2 separate regions of the Homo sapiens genome follow, and region 1 is linked to region 2. The links are chromatin contacts, found by Hi-C or POLR2A ChIA-PET in ENCODE. All regions are on one chromosome and are shown on one strand. The core of a region is the stretch at or near the end of the contact, and the rest is flanking DNA. Distances in the headings are between cores, read along the strand shown.

The links. A loop is a pair of places that touch in the nucleus more often than their neighbours do. ChIA-PET counts read pairs that join two places held with the same protein, here RNA polymerase II (POLR2A). Pooled maps may share reads with other maps.
Region 1: a loop to region 2 is called in a map of sciatic nerve, with 17 times the contacts of the local background. The contact joins the promoter of LINC01727 here to the enhancer-like site in region 2. A Hi-C loop is called at or near these places in 1 of 168 maps with a recorded cell type or tissue (sciatic nerve) and 2 of 50 pooled maps. POLR2A ChIA-PET finds 5 or more read pairs at or near these places in 1 of 52 experiments (activated naive CD4-positive, alpha-beta T cell).

What each region holds. Positions count from the first base shown.
Region 1 is chr20:21,568,332-21,574,906 of GRCh38, reverse strand. It overlaps LINC01727 (long intergenic non-protein coding RNA 1727), which reads right to left and starts at 4,883. Exons shown (of 4, transcript NR_109880.1): 1 at 4,659-4,883. RefSeq lists an enhancer at 155-655.
Region 2 is chr20:20,490,436-20,496,791 of GRCh38, reverse strand. RALGAPA2 (Ral GTPase activating protein catalytic subunit alpha 2) reads left to right here. Exons shown (of 40, transcript NM_020343.4): 36 at 1,517-1,675. Among named protein-coding and RNA genes, the nearest start is that of INSM1, 130 kb to the right of the region's middle. RefSeq lists an enhancer at 3,236-4,483. Within about 2 kb of position 4,136, at least 4 of the 41 ENCODE cell types and tissues checked have a DNase peak (open chromatin) inside an H3K27ac peak, as active enhancers do.

The DNA of each region.
Region 1 (6,575 bases), core at 3,634-6,133, 1.1 Mb before region 2:
GAGCGGGCAGCCGTGCACCCATGCCGGACTCAAGGAGGGCATCACACATGGAGGGGGCAACACAGGCCAGGATGTAAAGCTGGAAAAGTGCAGGGCATGTCCGGGGGCGTCCAGCTCAAGTGGCTGTTTGAGAATTGCTTGTGCTATCGGACGGAGAGGTCACGCACATTGGACGCGAGAGGATCGTGGGTCACAGTCTGGGAACCAGAGCACCAGAGCCCAAGGAGGGAGGACCACAACACCCAGGCCCCTTACCACGCTTATTCCAGCAAGGTAAAGTCCCTCTGGAATGGCTCATGCACCCGGCTTGTGGACAGGAGTGGGATGGCGTGGCTGAGACGGAGATAGGAGGGAAGCAAGGGGAATGGGAAGACAGCTGCCTTGGAGGCCACTCCCAAAGGAAGGAGAGCAGGATGAGAAAACCCCAAATCCACGTAATGCCCTAAAGTGCACTGGGGTCAGCTAAGGCGATGCAGATTGAGGAAGAGGCTCCGAGTCAGTAAGACCAGCACCTAAAATTCCTCTAAAGAAAGGCACTAAAACTCCAGGGCCCCTCATCAGTGTTTGAAAAGATATTTGGCTGCACTTATACTTTAACATGTCCCATAACGTGCCCTGAGATACCATTTTTCACTTATCCAGTTGGCAAATAACATAACGCTCAGTGACTCCGGTGCTGGTAGAGGTGAAGCAGAACACACAAGGGTACAAACTGGCAAGGCTTCCACAGACGGCAACTTGCAGTTCTTTTTAAAAAACCCTCTGAGACAGGAATTCCACTACCAGGACTGTATCCTACATGTGTCCCCACACATGCACATAATGACAGTTGTACAAGGCTACTCATTGTGGCACTGTTGTCATAGCAAAGATTGGAACCAACCAAGATGTCCTTCAGGTGCGGACTGCTTAAATAAATAACACCTCATCCACATAATGGAATGCCAGGCAGAGAGAATGAAGAAATCTGTTTCTTCCTAATGACATAATCTCCCATTATTTAATGAAGAAAAGGGGCAGGCTATGTATGTCAGGTACAATTATTGGTGGTTTTTGAAGGGAAAATGAGAAAGAGAAAGAAACTTTTTTTTTTCTTTTTGCTTATGCATGTACTATCTGTGGAAGGATACAGAAGACGCTGATTACTTTAGTTGGCTCTGCTGGGGAGAACGGAGCGGCTGGAAGACAGAAGAATAAGGAAGATGAGATCTAACACCTTTCTGTTGTTGTCGAATTTTGAACCAGATAGAAGTTTTATCTATTTTCTAAATAAATACAAAAACAAAAACCCCAGGCCCTGAATACAGCTTTAGGTGAAAACGGTGTTCCCAATTCCCACTCCTCACCCATACCCAGCCTCCTATCTCCCTCTCAGCCACGCCATCCCACACTTCCCACTCCTCATCCATATCCAGCCTCCTATCTCCCTCTCAGCCACGCCATCCCACACTTCCCACTCCTCATCCATACCCAGCCTCCTATCTCCCTCTCAGCCACGCCATCCCACTCCTGTCCAGCCTTTTCCTTCCATTCCAATTTTATAAAACTTCCCTTCACCTCACTCCTTTGGCGGGATGATTTTTAACACTTCACAGTTTTACAAGCTTTTGCATTTCAGATTTGAGTCTCTGACTTAAATGAAAAGCTGGAAGTGTTTCTTATAGAAAAACTCACATATATGTACAAAGTATTCTTGCAATGGAAGAAAAATGAAAGGCATCTAAATGTCCATCTGTAGGGGAGAAAAATCAAACAAATCAGATTATTTCCACACTGCACAACAGCATGCAGCGGTAAAACAGTCAGATCACTTTGTGTTTAAAAACCTCAGGCCGGGTGTGTGGCTCACACCTGTAATTCAAGCACTTTGGGAGGCCAAGACAGGAGGATTGCTTGAACCCAGTAGTTCAAGACTAGCCTGAGCATCGCAGGGAGATCCTGTCTCTACAAAAAATTAGCCAGGCATGGCAACTTGCACCTGTAGTCCTAGCTACTTCGGAGGCTCAGGTGGGGGGATCCCTTGAGCCCAGGAGTTCGGGGCTGCAGTGAACTGTGCCATTGCACTCCAGCCTGGGCAACAGAGCAAGACCCTGTCTCAAAAATAAATAAATAAAAATAAAAATAAACCTTATACAATATATTTTCAGACTTTATATAGTACATAAAAATATATTATCAATATAAGCATAAACTTTATATAAACATATTGTATAAAGCATAGAATTAAATGTATTATATTTTTATATATTTATATAAAGTTTTAAAATATTTTTACATTTGTAAATATAAAATATATACACATATATGCCATACAAAATATATTTTATGCTTATTTATAAGTCATACACTTCATATGTGCACATGTAATGTATATTTCTACATGTCTACATCTCTGTGTAACATATAGAAACGAATATATAATATACATATATATCATTTGTAAATGCATAGGAAAGGAATGTAAATGTTCTCTAGGGGTGTAGTAAGATCGGGATGATAAAAGGAAATGCAGGAAAGCTTGAGATTGTTACTGTATGAACCTGCATGGGCTTGTGTGATGTTTTTAAACAATAAAAATTATTAACCATCTTTTGGTGCCTGGCATGACAAGTATCTGCCACTAGAGGGCACTGGAGATCGCTAAATATTTCCCAGGATTATCTTTGAGGGAGGGGGCGCGGGTGCAGGGGATTTGAAGGAAGCCCCTTTACCTCTTTATAAGGGTCCCTTTTTCACGCTGGGGGACTGGGCCCTGAACCTGAACTTTCAGTGAGGGTAAAGCTTGGCTGGAAGCCCGCAACCCTTCTCTCTCCACTCCCTCAAATAGGCCCCTGCAGCCATTTGGGGTGGGAGTCCTTTATCCAGCCCACCCCATTTTGCCCACCAGTTTCGCCCACCAGCCCTGGTCTGCGGGACGCTGCTCCGGTGTGGAAGGTGGAACTGGCATCGAGTGCATTTCAGTGAGCTCACCTTCACTCCTTATTCCACATGGGTGTTCAACGGGGAGCCCTGAGACATTGGAAGGGGCCGTTTGTGATTGCTCAATTATAGTGGAGACATCTTCGCATTTGGGGGAGGAAGAGGGAAGCTAGAATTTCTGAAATGCTCAAAATTCAGCCTGAAATGCATGTCGGTGAACAACCAGTTGCTAATTACCTACCCTAGGCCCTAACTCTCTGACACGTAATCATAGAGCATTATCGCCTGGTTTAGTATGAGCGGAATATGCAGGAACCCAGAGTCAGTCAACGTGTGTTGTTGTGCCTAGAAATTTACTGAGCGTTTTTCACCAGTATGGAAAACCACGGCACCATGACGCCAAGCCGGTAGTGTCTGAGTCACTGGTCCTGTGCTCCAGGCTTGGCCTGGCTCTGGGGTTGTCGGGATCACATTCTTACAAGACAAACACCTGGATACTTTATTACGTCTTCTAGAGAGCTTGTGCCCAAGCATTTACCTATCGAATATGTGTGTGTGTGTGTGTGTGTGTGTGTGTGTGTGTGTTTACCAAAAGTTACCTTTTTCAACTTCTCTTTTGTTTCTCCTTTATATTACAGAAAGAACTTTTTGTAATGATGCATGTAAGTAGATTATACAATCTGTGAATTTCATTTCAAGATAGGACAGGAAGCGTTACAAAATATTCGTGGTCTCCAAAGTGATTCTGACACCTCATGATGACTAAGACCTTTGGTTGCCGTTGCCTCAAATAATTTCCTCCTAGAGCAGCAGTTCTTCACCTCGGCTACACATTGAACTATGTGGGAAGCTATTAAAAATACAGATGCCTGAACCCCACAGCCTTCATTATCTTGTGAGCATCTGGGCCAAGTTCAGTGCTGGTGCTCTTGTTCAGATGGATGTAGCTGGTGGTGCAGAGATCCATGAGCTTGCTTTTATGGGACTTTCTGCTGTTGTTGATCTGGGATGCAGTCAGGATACTAGGGCTTTTTTAAAGCTCCCCAGTTGACTCTAATGCAGCCAAATTTGAGAACCATTCTCTGCTCAATACCTTCAAAAATGGAAAACTAACAACCTCTCACTCAGTGCCACCCCAGGTATGACGTGCAGAACAGCAGCATCAGCATACCTGGGAGCTTGTTAGAAATTCAGAGTTTAGGATCTATCTCAGACCAGCTAAATCCAGATCTTGGGAAGTGGGGCCCAGGTACTTGTATTCCACTCCACGCCTCCACAACATTGGCTTACTTTTAATTTAGCTTTAAATTACAATTTTAAAATGGAATTAACCAGAAGGCAAGGGTATACGGGAAATTTTTTTTAACACTTCTCATGTAAACTCAAGTCTTTTATTCCTTTTTCAGGGGTAAAGCAGGCTTTTCCATTTACAAGGTTATTCATGAGTTGCAAAAATTCCCTCCCTTCCTCCATGCTTTTGTAATTCCTACATTCCGCCATTTAGTCTTGGTGGCCACAATCAAACAGAAATCATGAGGGCCCTTTCCTCTTGCATCCGTAGTGGCAACCTTTGCAGCAGACAGTAACTGCTCCAGATCTGTCAAATAAACGCAAGTATCTGTATTTCTAAATCACCTCTCAGTAATACTTTTGCATACTGGAGTTTTCACTTTGGCATGCCCTAATCCTTACACAAGCACGAATTCCTCTAAATCCCAGCCTGAATTTGTTTAACTTACCAGAGAAGGCTTGCCCATTGAAGATTGGTTCTTCAGCCACTGCTTTTCATTCTCATACCAAACAAGTGCATTTTTAAGAACTCGCGAGAGTCTTGCTACTCTTCAACAGAGAAAGTCATCTCCAAATTAATCCACAGTCAGGAGCACCTCGTGCTGCTTTTATATATCATTAAAGTCCTGTAAAAGCAAGCTCACGGATCTCTGCACCACCAGCTAAATCTATCTGAACGAGAGCACCAGCCCTGAACTTGGCCCAGATGCTCACAAGATGATGAAGGGCACCCCTCCTCCAGCCTGTTCTTGTCCTCTCTCCCAGGGAGGCTTAGTCCTTTGGCACAAAAGCAGTGGTGGCCATTCATTCCTTGCCCTAGTGAAGCCAACTTCCTCCACATTCATTCTGCCCATCAGCATCTGATGCCCCCACAATGGCAAACACTGCAGGGGACCAAAGTCTGACTCCAAAAGGAGGCAGAATGCCAGGTCTTCTGCAGTGATGCCCTCGAATGGCCATCTCTCACTGCCTGGGATTAGCCTACATTGAGATCAATGATTAGCAGGTAACTTGTGAAGCCGACTCCTAAAAGTCCCATTCCTCCATCTTAGCTCATTTGGGAAAACAGTTTTTCCAACACTTCTTACGTAAATTCAAATGTTAGATTCTTTTTTTGGATTTCACAAATAGGACTAATAATTGATCCACTCATGTAAATATGAATACAGTGAATTGCATATAGTAGGCACTGGATTATTTGTTAAAGTGTTGAATTAGGCCAGACACAGTGGCTCGCACCTGTAATCCCAGCACTTTGGGAGGCCAAGGAGGGCAGATCACTTGAGGTCAGGAATTCAAAACCAGCTTGGCCAACATGGCGAAACACTGTCTCTACTAAAAATAGAAAAAAAAAAAATCGCTAGGCGTGGTGGTGGCACACATCTGTAATTCCAGCTACTAGGGAGACTGAGGCATGAGAATCTCTTGAACCCAGGAGGCAGAGGTTGCAGTGAGCCGAGATCGCACCACTGCACTCCAGCCTGGGTGACAGACTCAGACTCTATCTCAAAAAAGAAAAAATGTTGAATTAATACATGTATGTGAATACACTATATGTATGTGTACATGTGCATCTATCTATATAGCTGTATCTCCATCTGTATGTTCATTGATCTATGTGTCTGTATATCTACAGATAGACTGCCCCACCTGACCCAACAACCAGTCCAATAAATGAGCCCTTATTCTGCACTGCCAACCAGACTTCACAGCATTCCTAACATGTTTCACTGAGTCCTCACACAAAGCCAAGAAATAGGTATTATTCCTGAGGTCTCATAAAACCATCTGAGAAATGTGTAGCAGAGAATCAAAGCCATGTATGGCAAAAAATAAAAAATTAAAAAAAAAAGGCACTGGTGCAAAGATTTCCAGAAGTACTGGAGGAGCCATGGGCCACCTGAGAACTATGGACTTCACAAGATCAGATGCAAGGGAGAGAAATTACCTGGTGTAGGGGAGGATTAGACCTTGGCCACCTGGATTCAGTTTCCAGTTTGCCAGGGCCTCAGCAAATTCTTCCTTTTGTGCACCTGTTTCCTGGTAAACTTCCTGCAGAAGCAGAGAAGCTGGTAGGGCTTGGAGGAAACTGAAAAACAGGGACAATGAAAACAGTCCTTTGTATGACACATTTGGCCCTTGTCAAGAAATACAAACGGGGAACCTAGCTTAGGAAAAGCAAGACGTCTTCATTCATTTCCTCAAGGAAGTGGCCCTTGCCTATGACTGCTACGAGTCAGTTTCCAAAAAGCTCAATATTAAGCTCTGATTGCTCCCTAGCAGAAATGGCTGCTTTCATTTATTCTTGCCCATCTGGCACAAAAGCAATATGCAGAGCTCAAAAGAGGTACGCAGAGGTGGCCCGG
Region 2 (6,356 bases), core at 2,887-5,386:
CTTATAAACAGAAAAGAGGCTATGTTGGGGTCACCTCAGATTTTCTTTTTGTGGTCAAATAGTCTAAAGAAAACTGTATTTATGCTAACACGTTTTAAATACATAGTATTCCAGAACACCTTTTTAAAAAATACTTTAAGACAAAACTAAAAATGTTAAATTTGACACATCTCTATTTTATTAAACTGCTTCTGAATTTAGTCATTTTTAATGTTCATCTGTTAGATAAGGAAGCAAGAAATAATTGTTCATGGTGCCAGAGAGCATCCTTCTGCAGTTCCACGTGAGAGAACGAGAATCTCAAATTCCCAGAAGATGTCAGAGGGCCTTACCAGCTTTTGTGGTTTCAGAACTTCAATTTTGGCCAACATTTTAATCTTCATAATCTAGTTTCTTTTAGTCACACTTTGATTCTTTGTCACTTAAATGATTTCGTGTGCAGCTTTCTCCAGCTTGAGATGGTACGGTCATCGTGCAGGAGATTGATCAAGGGTGTTCTTACACCTGACAGAGCCTGGGCCTGAAAGAACTCTCAAGGGGTCTTGTTTTGGAGATCTTTCTAGTAAGGCCTCCTCAAAGACGCCAGGAGTCTGTGATTTGTTTTTGTTCTTTACAGCCTCTTTGTGTATAAGATGATAAAACAAGTGGGCTACACTACTAAGCAATGACAGTAAAGTAACTTTGGGTGCAGGCTTAGGTAGCTTTGAAACAGTGGAAATGGCCCTGAATTGGAAGCCCCAGTGCATGTCCCGGGCCCACTCTGCCACTGCTACTCATGCATCCTCGGGTAGGTGGTGCCTTCACCTTCCTGAGCGCCCATTTCTTTTTTGTACAGTAAGATGAAGATGATGTCATCTACCTCAGAGAGTTAGTGGGAAGATTAAATGAGATAGTATGTGTGAACATGTCTTCTATACAGTAAGCACTCCTTAAATGCTAGGTAGGAGTGTTCTTATCAGACTTAAGCAGTAGTTATTCATTTCCTAAGCAAAGGTAATTTTATACGTCCTTTTCTTAAAGGTTTGTCACAAATCTAGTTTCTTATACATTTGGTAACAATTGTGTTGTAGTGGCTTATGTTCTCTTATGTTCATATTCTTATTTTCATAATAACCATTGAATTGAGAATCTTATAAAGCACAACTGCAATGTGGAATAAAAGACACGTGTTGTTAATTGTTTAGAAACATATTCAGCAATATAAAGCACAGGACTCTGACGCAGGAGTAAAATTCCATTAGAAAATAAATTCTTACAAAGGCCTCAGCCCCATCCAGCTGTAATGTGCCTGCGAAGCTAGCATGCCTTATCTTGGTACCAACACATTAAGAAGACAGGCTGTGTTTTTATGCACTTGTGCTTTTTAAAATCCTCACAGAAGAACATCAATGTTGTAGCCTTTTTTGGTAGTGAAATTTTTTTGGCCTTTGAGTTTTATAATTCAATTTGTAAGCCATGACCCCTCATAAACTGCTGTTATCACCCTGATTAATAAACAGTCAATTTGCTGTTGCAGCTTCGTCACTTGGGGAATGACGAGGTCCATATCGTCTGGTCTGAACACTCCAGAGACTACCGCAGGGGTATTATCCCAACTGCCTTTGGAGATGTTTCAATCATTATTTACCCAATGAAGAATCACATGTTCTTCATCGCGATAACGAAGAAACCTGAGGTACGTTTTCATTGCATTGTTGTACTGACTCATAAAGCATTTGCCATGTGATTCATTGTCATTGAAAATCAGTGATACAAATATGTTAAAGGGGACTCTCATCCAGTTGTTGAATGTCTTACATATATCTGAATTATGCATGCTTTATAGGAATTAAATATGAATTGGGATTTTCAAAGAATTTTTCATCATGAGCACAAAATTGTATTATTGTATTACTAGGCCTCTTTGGAAATTATAATGTCAAATTTATTATTTTGTAAATGTTTTAAGTTTTCTAAATTTTGTACTTTTGAAAAATTGTATCTTGAAATTTTGGTTATGTTGATTAATAATAAGAGTTGAAGGAACCCCATATCACATCTAGCATTTTGTGGAGAACCGTGGGTATGGAATCCAGCCTTGCCTGGTGTCGGGCACTTGCCAAGCCTCTGACTGTGCTAATGGGGTCAATCCTGCAGAATTGCAGGCATGTCCACGAAGAGGCCGGGACTCTGGAGCACGGCCCACGTGATGAGTTTCAACAATTGGAGCACCTTGCTGCAGAATCAATTCAGCCATGTCAATTGGTATTGATCATGGGAAGAGCTGGAACAATCCAATGATCTGTGTGCTGTGTACTAAATTGGCTGCAGTTTCGATCCTTGTCATACCTTTAGTGGTATTTTAGCCATGCTTTATGTAGCGACTTGTTTTTGTTTTAGAATTACTAATAGAAGGGCGTTTTTAAAGTTCTTAAATTAAACATTAGCATATTAAGCCATCCCTCAAGAGGAATGACATTGTGTTTTTCAGCTTGATAGTATGTATAATCTTCATTTTCATTTCAAGTTGTTCTCCTGAAGGAGCTGAAAGTTACCCTTCTGAAAACTCTCTTTTAAAGCTTTGAAATAATAGGCAACAGATTTATTGTTCATATTGGGATTTATGACCTAATCTAAAGGGTTAAAGTTGTGAGGATTAAATGAGCTAATAAATAGAAAGTGCTTCAAACAGTGCCTGGTCCAGAGTAAAAGCTACTTAAGTGTTAGCTATTATTATTATTATTGTTGCTGTTGTTTTTTGTTATTACTACTATGGAGAGAGAATACTTAATGAATTCCAAGTTTAACATGCTTATTATTCTCAGAATAGATGCATTGTGGGTCAACTCCTGAATTCATAAAAGTCCCATTCTGGCTGTTGCAAAGCCTGACATAAAGGGAACCCTCTTTTCTATTGAGGGAACGCAGATGCCAAAAGTCACTTCATATTAAATATTTGCATCATTTTTTATTCTGATCTCCATGTGCGTGAAGTTTTCAGTTTTGTGTATGAAAATGGCTCTTAGTGCTAACATTTGTATTTGTCCATGAAGAGCACTACTTTAAAGAATTAAACTGAAAATTTTAATATAAGAGAACCAGTGAATTTAGTGTCTTATAGCTTTCAAAAAGAGGAAATGTGTTTCTTTAATATTTAGTATGGATTAATTGGCTTTATTAGCTCATTTTCAACATGGGCTTCTAAAATGTCATTTAATGTCCTAAAAATGTCACCTTTATTTTTAAGTAAAAAACATGCAAGCCATTTTAATTCACTTTATAGAATCAAAAGTGATTTTTTTGATTTTTTAAAAAGATAGTACACTTATAATGCATGAATATAATTATTAACATACCTTGTAAACTTTCTTATAAAATGTTTGCACATTTAATGAATTTGGCTATAAATTCTGACAAGATGAATTGAGCAAATCGCTTTCTTAATATTTTAATTCAAAAAGCCTAAAGGGAAGAAGAGAATAATGGCCAACTGGAAATTTAGTATTATCCTTACATTTAAAGTACAAACCATTACAATGTAATAAAATTAATCCAGACATTTCCAGGGCAAGTGTGGCTGACCTTTTGTTCACCAACCACTGACCCCAGGGTGAATGCAAGAGGCTTGCGGAGGGAAAGTCTGTTTGTTTGGCTTCAGTCCCTGGTATTTAAATTGCATTCCCTAATCAAATGAAAAGGCTGTCCTCTCTATCAGGTTACAGAATCCATGGCAACATTTGGCCTTTTATATCCATAATGTTAGCCTTTTTGTTTGCATCTAAGTAGAGACACCTGGAGCAATGTTAACATTAACCGATTTAGCATTAATAGCTTCATTATATAAGAATTTCTGATCAGATAGCTGTTACTTTTGTTATATTGCTTCAGCTTGTATTGTTGTCATTTTTTATCTCCCTGCTTGGCAACCAGGCAATGATTTGCAAATTTTTTTTGTCTTGATTAATTAAGCAATATAATTATCAGTAACCGTGATGCAGTCTTTGCTCAACAAAGCTTCTGAGAGAAAACAATGGTAAGTCTGTTAGTATGAATGCATTCCACGCGTCCCAGATGCATGAGGATATTACGGACAATGAGGGGAAAGGCCGCCTGTGAGCGAGGACAAAGGGTGCCACGCAGACTCGACACACTGCACATACCGCCAGGGACATGCTGCGGGCTCCCTGGGACACAGACGCCTCGTTAGATTACAGCTAGTCAGCAGAGATTAATTCTCAGCCATTTGGTACAATAATTTACCCATTCCCCAGCCTTTTAACTAGTGCTCCTTACTGTGGAAGGGAAGGCTTTGTACTCAAAAGGTTTATTTAACCTTGCCTACTTTTAGGGATCTCCACCAAAATCCGTATTTTTTTCTTAGAAATTGTAATGACGCAGCTGCTTGAAGTTAAGGAATATTCCTTTTGAAGGACAGGATATGCATGTTTCCAAAATTGTAGGTAGAGTCAAAGGCATTCTTTTAGCACCTGTGTATTTCATCTGAGTATAGTATGACTCTGTGGTCTAAGTACATTTATTTTACTGTTCTCTGGGCAGCCATACTCCTCTAAGAATAATTTTAATCCTTTTTTGGGAGAAAAAAAAACCTCATCAGTACACAAAAGTCTTGCTCATTGGGTAGAGTCATGCATATTCAAATTGTACTTTCATTCACTCGGCCTCATTAATAGCGTATGTAATAATGTAGGGCTATTTGTAATACAAGCTTACAGGCAGCATTGCTTCCAAGTCCTTTGAAATTTAACATATTTCGCTTTTTCATTCCATACACCTCCCTTAAATATACAAATTATGTGCCTGGCAGAATCCGCCTCCTCTTAATAATACACAGCATTTGTGAAATGGTATGTTGAAGAAGTGTGGGTGTGCTTGTGTGAACGCATAAAACCCTCTCATCTGAGTGGGCCTGTTCACTTCTTGAGCTTTGTATTGAACTTCTTTTTTTCATTTAAAAAAAAAAAATCAGTGTGCTTAGCAGCATCATTCCATTGTTAAATTACTTTCAAAATAAGTCCATCTCCATAAACATTGACACAATCATTCTTTGGTCACAGAAAAGAAATGTGTTATTGTTAGACTTATGTTTTTTCCAGCTTTTATTATTAAGTCAGCAGTCAAGGAAAGACTTGCATATAGAGCAGAATGTGAGTGATTCAAGGGGTTTGTTAAAATGCCAGAGTTGTTCTTCAGAAAAGTGATTCATAGAACTTCCACACTGCAGTGAGTACCCGTGCTGCTTTCCCTCTCTTTCAGTATCTGGAAAGTAATATTGGTGTTCAAAGTGTTTGCCTTCAGAAATTTGCGAAGGTAAGTTTTAGTGGTTTGGGCATGTTTATTTCCAGGCATAGTAGTGACTGGCTGGTGACCAGTTGACCAGAGGGTAGGTGTTCAGAAGCAGCCTTGAGCAGGAGCAGTTGAGACAAGAGGAAGTTTTGGTGAAGTGTCCTCCTCTTCACCTCAACCAGAGTGTCCCTTTTGTAAATGGAAAATATGCTAATGTCCTCTGAACTCTACTTACTCAGCCCTGGTACATACGAGCATGGAGAAAAAAATGATAGTGATTCAGTGATTTGTGAAAAGCGTAGGAGGGGAAGTAGTAAGACAGGAGATGGGACACCAGAGTTCCAGTTCTAAGCCTACCACAAGATGGTAGGTGTCTTGGGCAGATCTTTCCGTTTCTTTGAATCTTAGCTTCCTCAGCTGTGAAATGCTGGTTGAGAACCAAGGCTTCTCTGTAGTCCTTACAGGGATTCTAAATGCCTTTTTTTTTTTGGATCCTCTTGTTCCTAGCTGCCCGTACCTTTCCTTAAGTTGTCCTGACTATCCCCAGAGCGTCATGGAAGTAGTCGCTGGCTCTCTTGAAGGTTCAGCAGCTATTGTGAGTGAGTGAGTGTGAGTGTGTGTGTGTGTGTGTGTGTGTGTGTGTGTGTTCATGTGTGTTCATGCATCCCTCTTCAGGGTGACATCTAGCCCAGGACCTGTACCTGGAGCAGGTGCCCAGAAATGCTGGGAAAAGGCTGTTGTGCCAGAAGTTACAAGAGCATTTGCACATGGGAGGCTGAGAGGAGCCTAGGATTGGCACTGAGTTTGAAAGGAAGTCTTTTAAGCTTACTAGTGTGGCCTCACGGTATAGGGAGAGTGTTTGACTTTGCAACATGGTTATGTAAATTTCTTTCTTTTCATTTTATATGTGCAGTTTTCTTAAATATTTATCCCAATCACAGCCAACTAACCTGTTTAAGATTAAATCATGCCCTTTAAAATGCTCTGGGAACTTCTCAGGGAAAATAAATTGTTAACCTTTGAATATACAAAGAATTATTTATTTAGAAAAGATCATTGAAAATACCAAACAA